Regions from separate parts of the Mus musculus genome. Here region 2 is linked to region 1. Evidence: chromatin contacts called from ENCODE Hi-C or POLR2A ChIA-PET data. All regions are on one chromosome and are shown on one strand. The core of a region is the stretch at or near the end of the contact, and the rest is flanking DNA. Distances in the headings are between cores, read along the strand shown.

Region 1 (5,601 bases), core at 864-3,363:
GCTTGGACCAGACCCAGATAGCAGGAGGCTTGAAGATTTAAGGGGCCTGTGTTTTCTCTCTTCTTCACCCATTTCCTGACCTCTACCCTGGGAGGGTATAATCAAAACATTAAGAGGAAAGAAAGTCACTATTTTATCATAAGTGACTTCCACTACTTATGAAGCACCGTCCCCTGCCTTCCCCCCACCCTCCCCCTCCTCCCCCTTAAACGATGAGTACTCTCTGGGATTTGCCTTAAATTGCAACAAATGAATCTCTAAATTTTCACAAAGAGCTAATTTCCTAAAATTTAATTAATGCAATATTGGGAAACTTTAAATCCTTTCCTGAAGGAAATGGGCTTCACCCCCAAAATGGGCTTTATTCTCCCCACACTTTGAACCTAGCATCTTCTCCCTCTCCCCACTTCCTGCCTTTAAAAAATTCAATTACTGAATTAGAAACGTGAAAATGTTTGGATGAGCCCTGCAGAAACTGTAGGAGCTAAGGCGTCCCTCAAGTACAGCAAGAAAGCAGTGGAAAGCTTGTCTTTAACGTAGGAAATCCAGAGCAATGAGACCCCAACCCAAGACAAGACTAGACTCGGTCATAATAGCAAGGGTGGAGACTCACAGCTTATGCGTGGTTCAAACCAACAGATGCCTGAACTTGAAAAACGGTCATTTTGGGGGTTACTTTCTAGATAGGCCAGGAAAGGGATCTTCCCCGCCCCAAGACTGGATGGGTGACAGCTGTGTCCCCTCCCCCACCTCAGAGCATAAATGTGGATCGATGATGTCATAACTGTTTACTGCGGGGTAAACAATGAAATGAACTTTGTTAGGACCGAATCCTCCCTTTGAGCTCAGATGATGTGTGATCAGAGGTTAAATTTGCATTAGACGCGGGCACCTCAACAGGTCGCATTTTGGAAAGCCCTCTCCGCATCCTTTTTGTGTGTGTGTGTCTCTCATTTCGCTTCAGGAATATATTGGGGATCCTGGAGAATAATGGGTAGGTGTCTCAGGCTGTTTATGTTTATTGTTTAGGTGAAATCAGTGCACTCACAGAGCCCGCAGAATAAAAGCATTCAGGAGCAGTGAGGCTCCGGTCCGGTCCGGTCCGGCTCACCCTGCAATACATCATCTCTAAGGAAAGCAGAGAGGGGGCAAACGAACGCGCACAAGCAGCAAACGCCCTGGTTCCTACGCTGCCGCCACTACTGTTAGCTGTGGCGGCTGCTTCTCCACGGACAACAGCAATCGAGTATGTGTGCGAGCCCCGACACATAGCCTGCTAGGTACCCACCCACCCATCTTCCATAGTCCCTACTGTGTGCCAGGTTCTGGGTTGGGTATCCAACTCTGCTACAGTCCAAAGCTTCTCTTTCTCTTTCCCCTGCCTATGGTGGGTGCTGTTGGTGAGGACATTCACTCTCGAAAGGGCCAGAAAGCTCAAGCTCAGAACCTGCGCGATCCGCACCCCGGGAGGCAGCAGGTCTTGGGCAGCCCAGGAGCGCGCGTCTACGCGGCCGCGCGGGGTCCCCCTGTCTGGCGCTCAGGTGGCTTCGCCGCCCACTCCGCCGCTCCCTTCCCCTCCCCTCTCCAGCGAGGGTCGAGTTCGGCTGTTGCGCGCGGGGAAGGAAGGAGGGGCTACGAGGGATTTGAAAGTGCTCAAGCTGCGGAGTGGAGCTCGCTTCTGTCCCCGCCGCCCGCGAGCGGATTAAATTTCTGCAAATTCAAACTGAATGGGGCTTTCTTCTGCTGCCTTCCAGAGGGCGCCTGCAGCCCGCCGCGCGCTCCTCTCCGGCGGGAGCGGCCCCGGGGAGCACCGCTGAGGACCCGGCGGGCCAGAGGGCGGCGGCGCCCGGGCTTGGGGGACTCCGCCACCGGACTGTGCCCCTCTCGGACCAGCAGCCGCTGTTCCCTCTCACAGCCGATCGGGGCACCAGACGGGACCGCGGGCGCGATCTGGGCGATCGATCCTCGGAGGACGAACTTCTCGGGGGCGGGTCCCCGGTCGCCCGGTCGCCAGCTATTGTCTGCGCGCGGCGCTAGCACAGAGGCGCGGGGGGCGTGAGCACAGAGACCCGGGCCGGGCGGGGCCGGGTCCAGGGCGGCGGCAGGAGGAGCCAGGGCAGCCCCGGGAGCCGGAGGAGGAGCGGCTGCGAGCGCGGGAGCCGAGCGAGCGCGATGCCGGCAGCGGCGGGGGACGGGCTCTTGGGCGAGCCGGCGGCACCGGGGGGCGATGGAGGCGCGGAGGACACGACCAGGCCGGCGGCGGCCTGCGAGGGAAGTTTCCTGCCCGCCTGGGTGAGCGGCGTGTCCCGCGAGCGGCTCCGGGACTTCCAGCACCACAAGCGCGTGGGCAACTACCTCATCGGCAGCAGGAAGCTGGGAGAGGGCTCCTTCGCCAAGGTGCGCGAGGGGCTGCACGTGCTGACGGGAGAAAAGGTGAGCTGGGGTGCGCGGGCCTGGCGGGAGGACCCGGGAGCACTGTCCCGCGAGCACTCAGCCTGGCTCTCCAACCCAGTGTGGCTAGACGCACGCTCAGGCTCTCCTAGTGGGCCACCGGGCACCTACTGATGGATGATGGTGGTGATGGGCTCACGTTCGTGGGGTGGGGTACCCGGGCAGATAGATGTACCCGCGAAGCTACCCCGCACCGTCTTTCTGTTTTGTTTTGGAAGGGTGCCGCCTGGCGGACGCCAGGGAAGGGAGGGGAGAGGTGGCGGTGGAGGGTCCTGCGGTAGGGGCATGGATCAGTGCAGAGGCGGGAACTAGATCCAGGCTGGGGTTCAGCTTTGCCTGTGGAATGTGCGGCGGCGGGAGAGCAAGGCAGCCAGTCTGAGGTTGCTTAGAGTTTCATCCCTCCTGGGCTCAGGCGAGGACGTGGAGGGGAGTTGGGGCCCTGTAAGCTCCCCTCTCCCCCCGTGTGGGCTGGGGCAACTGTTGGAGTAACGATCCTGCTTTTGGCAGGTGCAGAACTACACAGGCCCTGGACTCTAGAAGTTTGCAGATACCTTTTCATCTTTCTAGAAGACAGTAAAGGAAAGGGGCCCCTCCCCCACACCCGGAGGGACTCTACTTCGACCTAATTAGAAGTGAGAGAGTGAACTCTTGCCAGGCCGGGTGCGGGCAGATCTCAGGTGTTAACTTAGATTTGTGAAAAGAAACCCAAGAAGCTGACTTACTTTTGAGGCTGGGTGGCCTCAGGCAGGGAATTGCTCTGGGCTGCCAAACTGGTATCTTTGTAGGGACCCAATACTCTAATCACCCAGGCTGGGGGTTGTCCGCGCGGGCGGAGGAGGGGAACTCAGCCGGTCCTAGCAGCAAATAGCCCAAGGGCCAAGCCCTCGGGCCTGCTGCTCTGGGTTTCCTTGCCCAGCCTAGGGGTTTGTGACAGTGATGAACTGTGAGAAGTCTGGTGACAGGCCAGGGCCACCACACTAGTCATTTTCTAGCCTCTGGATACCTTTGATTTCCTCTTGGTTTCTGTTGTCCTGGAAACCCCTACATTTGAGCACTGGGTTCCATCACCCTTTGACTTTATCTTCTTTTTCTGTAGCCATTCCAAGTGGGGTGCCCCTTTATACTGGGTAAGCAGGGTTAGACCGAGCAGTCATTTTCAAGTGTCTCTTGCCCGAATTTCCAAGCAAAAAAAAAAAAAAAAAAAAAAAAAACACCCACAAAAAACAAAAAAACAAAAACAAAAACAAAAAACAAACAAACAAAAAAAACCCAGCATTCAGTATGAACTCACATTAGCTCTTCAAAGGAGAAACTCTTTAGACCCGTCCTAGTTGTTCTCAGTGGAGTAAGGGAATATTTATTTACTTTTTGGTGCGCAGTGGGCTGTCTGCCGGACACACATCAGTGATGCAGACTGATTTCAGGGAGCTCATTTCTGTTCTGGCAGGGAGAGGCGAAGGACTTTGCTCTCAAAATCTAGAGGATTTAGTCTGGCTATGCACATCACCTCTCTAAAGAGATCAGAACTTCTTAGAGCTTTTTGCCATGTTGGGCTGGACCTCAGCTCCTCACTAGGGCAGTTTTGCCCCATGGGATAATACTTTTGTCCTTGGCTGCACTGCCTGGGGTATTCAGGGTTCAGCCCTGATTCAGTTCTGGACTCCTGTGTTAGCTCCTGCCTAGCAGGAATAAATACAGGGAGGTTTCTGCCCAACTGGGGTCTAGATGAAGGGTCTCATTTCCTCCTGTCTTTATGATGGCTCAATTCATCTTTGCATTGAGAGGAGGATTGTTGAATATAAGGTTTTTTCCCCCTGGACCAGTTGATCAGATCTAGTTAAAGACCATAGTTGTCAATGCAGAGGCCAGGGATGCAAACCTTGGTCATTCCTGCAATGCTTTTCTTTAACCAGGAGGGACCTTTCTCTGGGGACAACAGAGTATCAGGGAGGGACCTGGATATTAGCTCCTTCAACGGTGAGCTTTAAAGAAACAGTGGTGCTATTCATAGCTTTTATCTCCCTAACCCTACACCTTTAATGCTTAACTAATAGATGTGGGTTTTAGCTGATTATAGAGATGAGAAGGAGAGGGGGAGGGGAGAGGGCTAGGGGGAGAGGGAGAACATTTGGTGAGTTTCTGAGTCCCAGGCCCTCCTTTCTTTTGGGTTTTGCTTTATTAAGCAAAGCTAGAGGAAAAGCGGAGGCTACCTCAAGCTATTTGCAAACTAAACTGCAGGCCAAGGGGCTTCACTTCAGGAAAGGCAGATTCTGTGAAAGCTTGCTTCCAGGCTCCCAGCCTCCCCGCCTATCACAACTTTCTTAGGGTGCGTAGGTTTAGTTAAAGGCTTCCTTTTCTTCTCCTTTTTAGTGGGTGCAGATTTTCTCTTTTAGGAGGAAGGGATGAATCCTGTGGTGGGAACTAAGTCCTCCCTGAGCCACCTGGGCAGAAGGACCCGGAGTAGCTCATCTTGAGGAATGCGTTTGTGGAACAGAGGATGAAGGGAAGACGAGGGCACCATCTCACATTCCGTCTGTTCCAGAGCCACTCTTATCAAAGCATGCATTTTATTTTGGTTGATTTGTGGTTAAATCTAGACTCTTGCTCGTTGAAGGCGTCCGAGGCAGTGTGGGTGGTTGGTGGTGTGTTTGGTAAGGTGCACATTTCCAGAACGCTTTGGATAAAAATCCTCCTGGGTTTGCTAGGAATTCCCGGCTGAGTCCAGAAGACAAGCACGTTGCTTTACCCGCTTTCCTTTTGGACTCAGTCCTGTCTCACCCAGAGGCTCCTGTTGCCACCGTGAAGCCGTTTGCTTGGAAGCCATCCAAATCTCGATGGCCCCCTTACTGCTGAACACAAAGGGATGGCTTAGGGCTGAGACCTAAGTTTTGCTTCCCTTTAGCTTTTAAGCAAAAACTATCTCTGCCCATCTGGCTTTATAAAAATAAATATTCACTCAATCATGTGAGGTTCTTAATTACGATGTTCTCAGTCATGGCTGGAGTGATGTTTGGACCAGGAGACATCATTCGGTTAGATTCTGAACATGTAATTCCCCGTGGCTTTGACATAGAGAACAGTTGCTGGGCAGGAGTATGGGCTAGCAGCGTTTACAGACTGGAGAGCCTCTGTTTTTTGTCTCAAAGTGGT
Region 2 (5,601 bases), core at 956-3,455, 320 kb after region 1:
GTGCGAGCTATTGCATCAACAGTTCCCAACACACTACACAGGGACAAACTAGAAGGGTCCCCTTCCATCTACCCACAGCAATGGAAGGAACCATACTCCACCTGGTTATCAGGCAGGAGATCTGCTCCCAATGTCTGGCTTCCGTACCATTCAGCCTCAAGCACACAGATTTGGAGAACAAACCACATTCCAACCATAGCCGTCACCCCTCTCCCATCTGTTAGGATGAGCGACTGTGCCAGCATATCTTGCCTCTTGTCCCCTCTTTGAGGTCCAACTGGACCTAGATCTGGGACCATGCTGTTTGAATTGGTATCCCTCCAAACACGTTATACCCACTTCTATCTTCTTCTACGGTTCTGTTAACTCCTTACTGGGCCCCTGAGGCATGGTCTTCCTCTCTTTGGTTCTACCATTCATTTGGCATAAGACTTTGGCCAGGGTAAGAAAATGTGAATAATTCAGTCACAAAAAAAGACATTCAAAGTATATAGTAAAAGTTTCAAGACCCATCCATGTGGGCTGGCGAGCTGGTTCAGTGGGTAAAGGTGCCTGCTGCCAAGCTTAACAACCTGAGTTCAACTCCTGGAATGCACATGGTGGAAGAAGACAACTGACCCCAGCTAGCTGTCCTGTGATCTCTACCTGGGTGCCATTGCATGTGTGTGTGAGCATGTGGCTCTTGTTCCAACTCCATCACTGGGTACAGGTCTACAGAATTCCAAAGGCAGCAGCCATGCCAGCCAAGGCTGGTGGCTGGATTGTCAGGAAGTGCCTTTCTCTGAGCCTTTCCAGGATTTGGGGGTTCTAGTCTATATCGTGGCAAGAGGGTTGGAGGTAGTATCTCATGTGTAACATGAGGTGAGCAGACACCACCTTCCAAAGGTCCCAAGACCTCTCCAAATAGCACCCCAGCGAGGGGACCAAGTATTGGCACACATGAGACCATGGGGGATGTTTCTAATCCAGACCTCCACAAGGACATGCTGGGAAGATGGCTAAGCCTGCAAAGACAGATGAGTTCCCTTTAGCCTCAGACTTAAAGCCTCTAGGACTTCAAGCAAACACGTGGCTGTTACCCAAGTCACATGGTCCATGACGTTTTCCTATGGCAGCCTAGCAGATGACGACAGCCAGCCACTTACCAGCTTGCTGTGCTTTTAGATGAGGCACCTGCCATGGGGCCAAAGGGGACCAACAGGGTGCTGCTAGCCTGAGTTCCCAGGGTGATGGCCCTGGAGTTCGTACTGAGGCTCTCTCCTCTCTCGACACTAGCCTCGGTGCTAGCCTTGTGCTGAGCTAAGAACCAGGCAGGCTGGGGTGCTCAGTGATGCTCTCTTAAATGTAACTGAGGATGAGGGCACACGTTCCATTTATAGCCAAATGCCAATGGGTTTGCTGCTTGTTCAAACCACTGGGACTTGAAGAGGGATGAAAGCAATGTCAGAAACACTTCATCTTGCTCCTTTTATGTCCAGTCCTAACAAGGCTAGAGATCTAAACCCAGTCTCTGCATAGAGCCCTTTGCTTCACTCTGTGTGCCCTTTAAGACATGGTTCTGACCCCAGCAAATTCCCAAGCCCTCTCTAACTCTTCCCATCTGTGTGATGTTTATTTAACCTTTGACTGGCAGCTGCTTCCACCTCGGAGTTTTGCAGTTCTCTAGAAAGAGAGGTCTGGGCTCTGGATGGCTCTCTCCCTCTCTAGTTTCTCTTACAGTCAAAGCATGTAGATCTTCCTTTGTTGGGAGCAGTCCCAGAGAATAGGAGGTTACAGGCATCAAGAAACTAGGAAAATAACAGAAAGAAAACAGTGGGCAGTGAATTTCAGTCTTCTTTAAACTAAGAAAGCTACCTTTTCTGCCTTGCTTTGGAGTGACCCCAAAGGAAACCCAAGATCACTTGCATCACTGTCGTTAAGACTCCCTGACTGACCAAGACTCCGAGGTTCACTGCAGACTCCAACCCTACCCTTGAGACACTGGACCTCCCATCTCTCTCATCCCTGATGGGGTCTCACTCACAGAGGCCTTCCTGTGACCCGGGGGTGGCTGCCTCTGTCTCCTCCAGCTTCCTCGGAGCTTCTGGGAGGAGCATCATGTCTAGATTGATGGGACAGATGTTGAACAAGTCTGGCTTCTCTCCCACTTGGCCTGACAGAGTACTGGGTGTCCTCCCTCCTCTTACCATAGTCTCAGGGCAAGAATCAAGAGTCCTGGGAGCAGCAGGGAAGGAGAAGGAAGGTCGGAAAGAAATGCCCGAGGACTGTCGTCATTTACCCCGCTGGGAGATGTCGATTCAGAGAATCACTGAGGGTGCTACATGGCCGGTTCAGCTCCGCCCTCCTTTCCTGCTCTCTCTGTATCCACATCATCCTTCTCTCCCACCCTCCCTCCCCTCATGATCATTAATCTTTGATGAGTCACTAGCTCTTCCCCATAAGAAACTGACATGGGCCCCTCCCCCGCCTGCCACCCAAAGCCCCGAAAGCTGGAGTTCAGGAAGTTCCAATCAGAACCCTGACCTCTACCCCTCCACACCCACAAATGGGATGTCTATCTCTCATCAGACCAGTCACACTGGAGAACAAACTGAACACCCCTCTCTTTATGACTTGCCACCTAACACAACGAAGCCAAGGCAAGAGGCTGCTATCACTGGTGTCTCTCCAGGTTCTCCTTACTGAAGGACAGACTGCTTTCACTGCCCACCCCCCTCTAGGCAGATGCTAGAAGCCTTTTTTGAGCCCTTGATCAGTGCTAGCAGGTGACTCCTAATCCCAATCCTTTCTCCAGGCTGTCACCAACATGGTTCCAAACTTAGTGGAAGCGCTTCGTTCGGTACAGATTCATGGTGAGCATCACGGCAAACTTAGAATCACTCAAGATCTTTGAATGACCGTGAGGCAGCCGTCCCCAGTGAAGGAACGGCTCCCTGACCTTCTCTGCTCCAGCAGAATAGTCTTGTTTCTGCCCCATCAAACGCCAACTGTCTTAGTTAGGGTTTTACTGCTGTGAGCAGACACCATGACCAAGGCAAGTCTTATAAAGGACATTTAATTGGGGCTGGCTTACAGGTTCAGAGGTTCAGTCCATTATCATCAAGGCAGGAGCAGGGCAGCATCCGGGCTAATATGGTGCAGGAGGAGCTGAGAGTTCAACAGCTTCACCTGAAGGCAGCTAGTGGAAGAGTCACTTCCGGGCAGCTAGGACTTGGATACTAGACCCACGCCCACATTAACACACCAACTCCAACAAGGCCACACCTCCTAATAGTGCCACTCCCTAGCCCAAGCATACACAAACCATCATACCAGCTCACCCTGGCCTGACAGATGCCTTCCTTCTCTCAACAGGGCTCCTCTCACCCAGAGCACGGCCTTGCAGATCATTCCCTCTCATCCTTTGTATGGTTTCTGGAGCTCTAACCCAGGTCACCAGACTCGCACAGCCAAAAGTGCCTCTACCCCCAGAACCATCTCCCTGGACTTTGAGCTCATTTTTTTTTTAACCTTGTCAGGAAAGTAAAATATATTCTCTTTATCTTTTAGAAAAGCTCAAAAATTCTTGTCTCTGTTAATTTGGATTTCTAGCTCCTTTTAACTCAAAATACTTTCCTACATGGATGGGAAGAGATACCATTTGACTTTGAGGCCTTAAGAACTGTGAAAGTCCTACAAGCTTTCCTGCTGGCAAGCCGGTAGTGTCAGATCTCCCATGGCTTACCGGTATAGTTCATGGCTTCCTCTCTCTGGACTCAACAATGGCTATTTCTGTACTTGGTGAGGGTAACCTCTACTCAGGCTGATCTCTTCTGTGCTCAGCAGAACTAAAAAAGAGGGTTCCTCAGAACCTATCCCAATGTGTGCATACTGAGGCACTCACTCCCAGGGGCACCATAGAGATGGTGCCCCAGCATGTCCTAGCACTCAAATCAGACACTGATAGCTCATGAGGGGCATTGGAAGGAAGCAAAACATCAGCCCCCTTTATATGTGGTCTATGGTATTTCCTCCATGATTTTCTCATTGCACTGAGAAGGCACAGGTACTTGGAATAGAGGAAGTTCCAGCTATACAGCTGTCTCCTGGGGTTTAGTACAGGCTGCCTTCTTTCCCCTTCTTATCACCCCCTCCAGACCTCCCCCCGTGTAAGACGAGAATTCCCAGGATTCTTTACTGGAATATTTTCCCAGACTCCACTTCCAACAGCTGTTTTTATCTTGACAGCTAGCTGGCCTTTGTCTCTAGGGCTGGACAGCATCAGACCTGACACTCACTACAGTCTGAGGGCTGCCCTTAGCACAGACTCCTCCAGGGTCGTGGGGAGAGGGAAAAGAGCCAGCAGACCACCCATCACCACCATCATACAGCAAGCTCAATGGCACCCCCTCCAAGGGGACCTTTGCAAGCCACTTGCTCCCCTGACTTCCATTTGTGACCATCAGAAGACAGACAAGCTGTTTGATGAACCCCAAACCTTCCTAATAACATCTCCCCAGAAGTGCTCATTCAAGAACCTTGAATTCCCATGACTTACTGATTGGTTCAAACAAACAAATAAATAGAGAGTCTGTCTTTCATAGAATTGTTAACATCATTTTGAAAAGAAAATAACAAATCCTAATAGAAATAAGTTGCCTTATAACTGCTCTCTCTCTCTCTCTCTCTATTTCTCTCTCTCTCTCTCTCTCTCTCTCTCTCTCTCTCTCTCTCTCTCACACACACACACACACACACACACACACACCTTCAGTAATCAATCCAACAAACTGGCTTCATTTCTTCTAACTGTTGCAACGTGACAAGTAAGAAAACTTGGCAGGGAGTTTGGAGCCGTCGCTTAGGGTCCTGTCTGAAGGACAATTAGGAGCACGTGTCTCCTTTGCCTTTTATTGTGTGTCCATCCCACCAGCAAACCATAAACAAAACCAGAGTGAGCAATGGCGGGACGCCTCCAAACCCACGCAACCCGACCGTCCGTGTATACTCCAGCATGAGCATGCATCCTCACTCGTGGCAGGAATGGTTTGAGAGGAGCCAGAAGCCTGATGCTGGGAGTTCAGTTTGTAGAACTGTACGATACTATGAAATGCCACTGCGGCCCGCGGACAGCTAGGGTATATTGGGTGAGACGGAGAACTGTCCATAACGCAGTACAGAAAATGCAGCCAGCTGCCTTTTCTAATTGTCTGTAAATAAAGCGCATGGGCAACTGTGGAAGGATGCTCACCCAATACTCTTAGTGGTTGTGTCTGGCTTCTTGGGGTTCATATTATTCTATCTCCATTACATTTGCATGTTGCTTGCTTATCAGACAGGATCTCCTACATCCCAGGTACCCTCCAACTCTCTGCTTGGTGAAGGGTGACCTGGACTTCTGGTCCTCCTTTCTATGTTTCCTAATGTTAGAGTACAGGCACGCACCAGCATGCTGGGCTTATGCTGTGCTGGGCATTGAACCCAGGACTCGTGTAAAATGAGAACTCCTGGGGTAGAGTAGACCTGGATCCTCACTCTGGTTTGGGCACTGTGGTGGTCTGTATTTGCTTGGCCCATGGGAAGTGGCACCATTAGGAGGCATGACCTTGTTGAAATGGGTGT

The links. A loop is a pair of places that touch in the nucleus more often than their neighbours do. ChIA-PET counts read pairs that join two places held with the same protein, here RNA polymerase II (POLR2A).
Region 2: a map of T-helper 1 cell shows a loop between it and region 1 (2.2-fold over the local background). The contact joins the enhancer-like site here to the promoter of Hunk in region 1. A Hi-C loop is called at or near these places in 19 of 37 maps with a recorded cell type or tissue (Patski, T-helper 1 cell, T-helper 17 cell and 5 more). POLR2A ChIA-PET finds 5 or more read pairs at or near these places in 1 of 5 experiments (Patski).

The regions. Positions count from the first base shown.
Region 1 is chr16:90,384,284-90,389,884 of GRCm38, forward strand. It overlaps Hunk (hormonally upregulated Neu-associated kinase), which reads left to right and starts at 2,114. Exons shown (of 11, transcript NM_015755.2): 1 at 2,114-2,433. The coding sequence starts at 2,173.
Region 2 is chr16:90,702,271-90,707,871 of GRCm38, forward strand. No RefSeq gene overlaps it. Among named protein-coding and RNA genes, the nearest start is that of Gm46569, 7.0 kb to the right of the region's middle. Within about 2 kb of position 2,206, at least 1 of the 3 ENCODE cell types and tissues checked has a DNase peak (open chromatin) inside an H3K27ac peak, as active enhancers do; it is heart, where a contact is called at or near this core.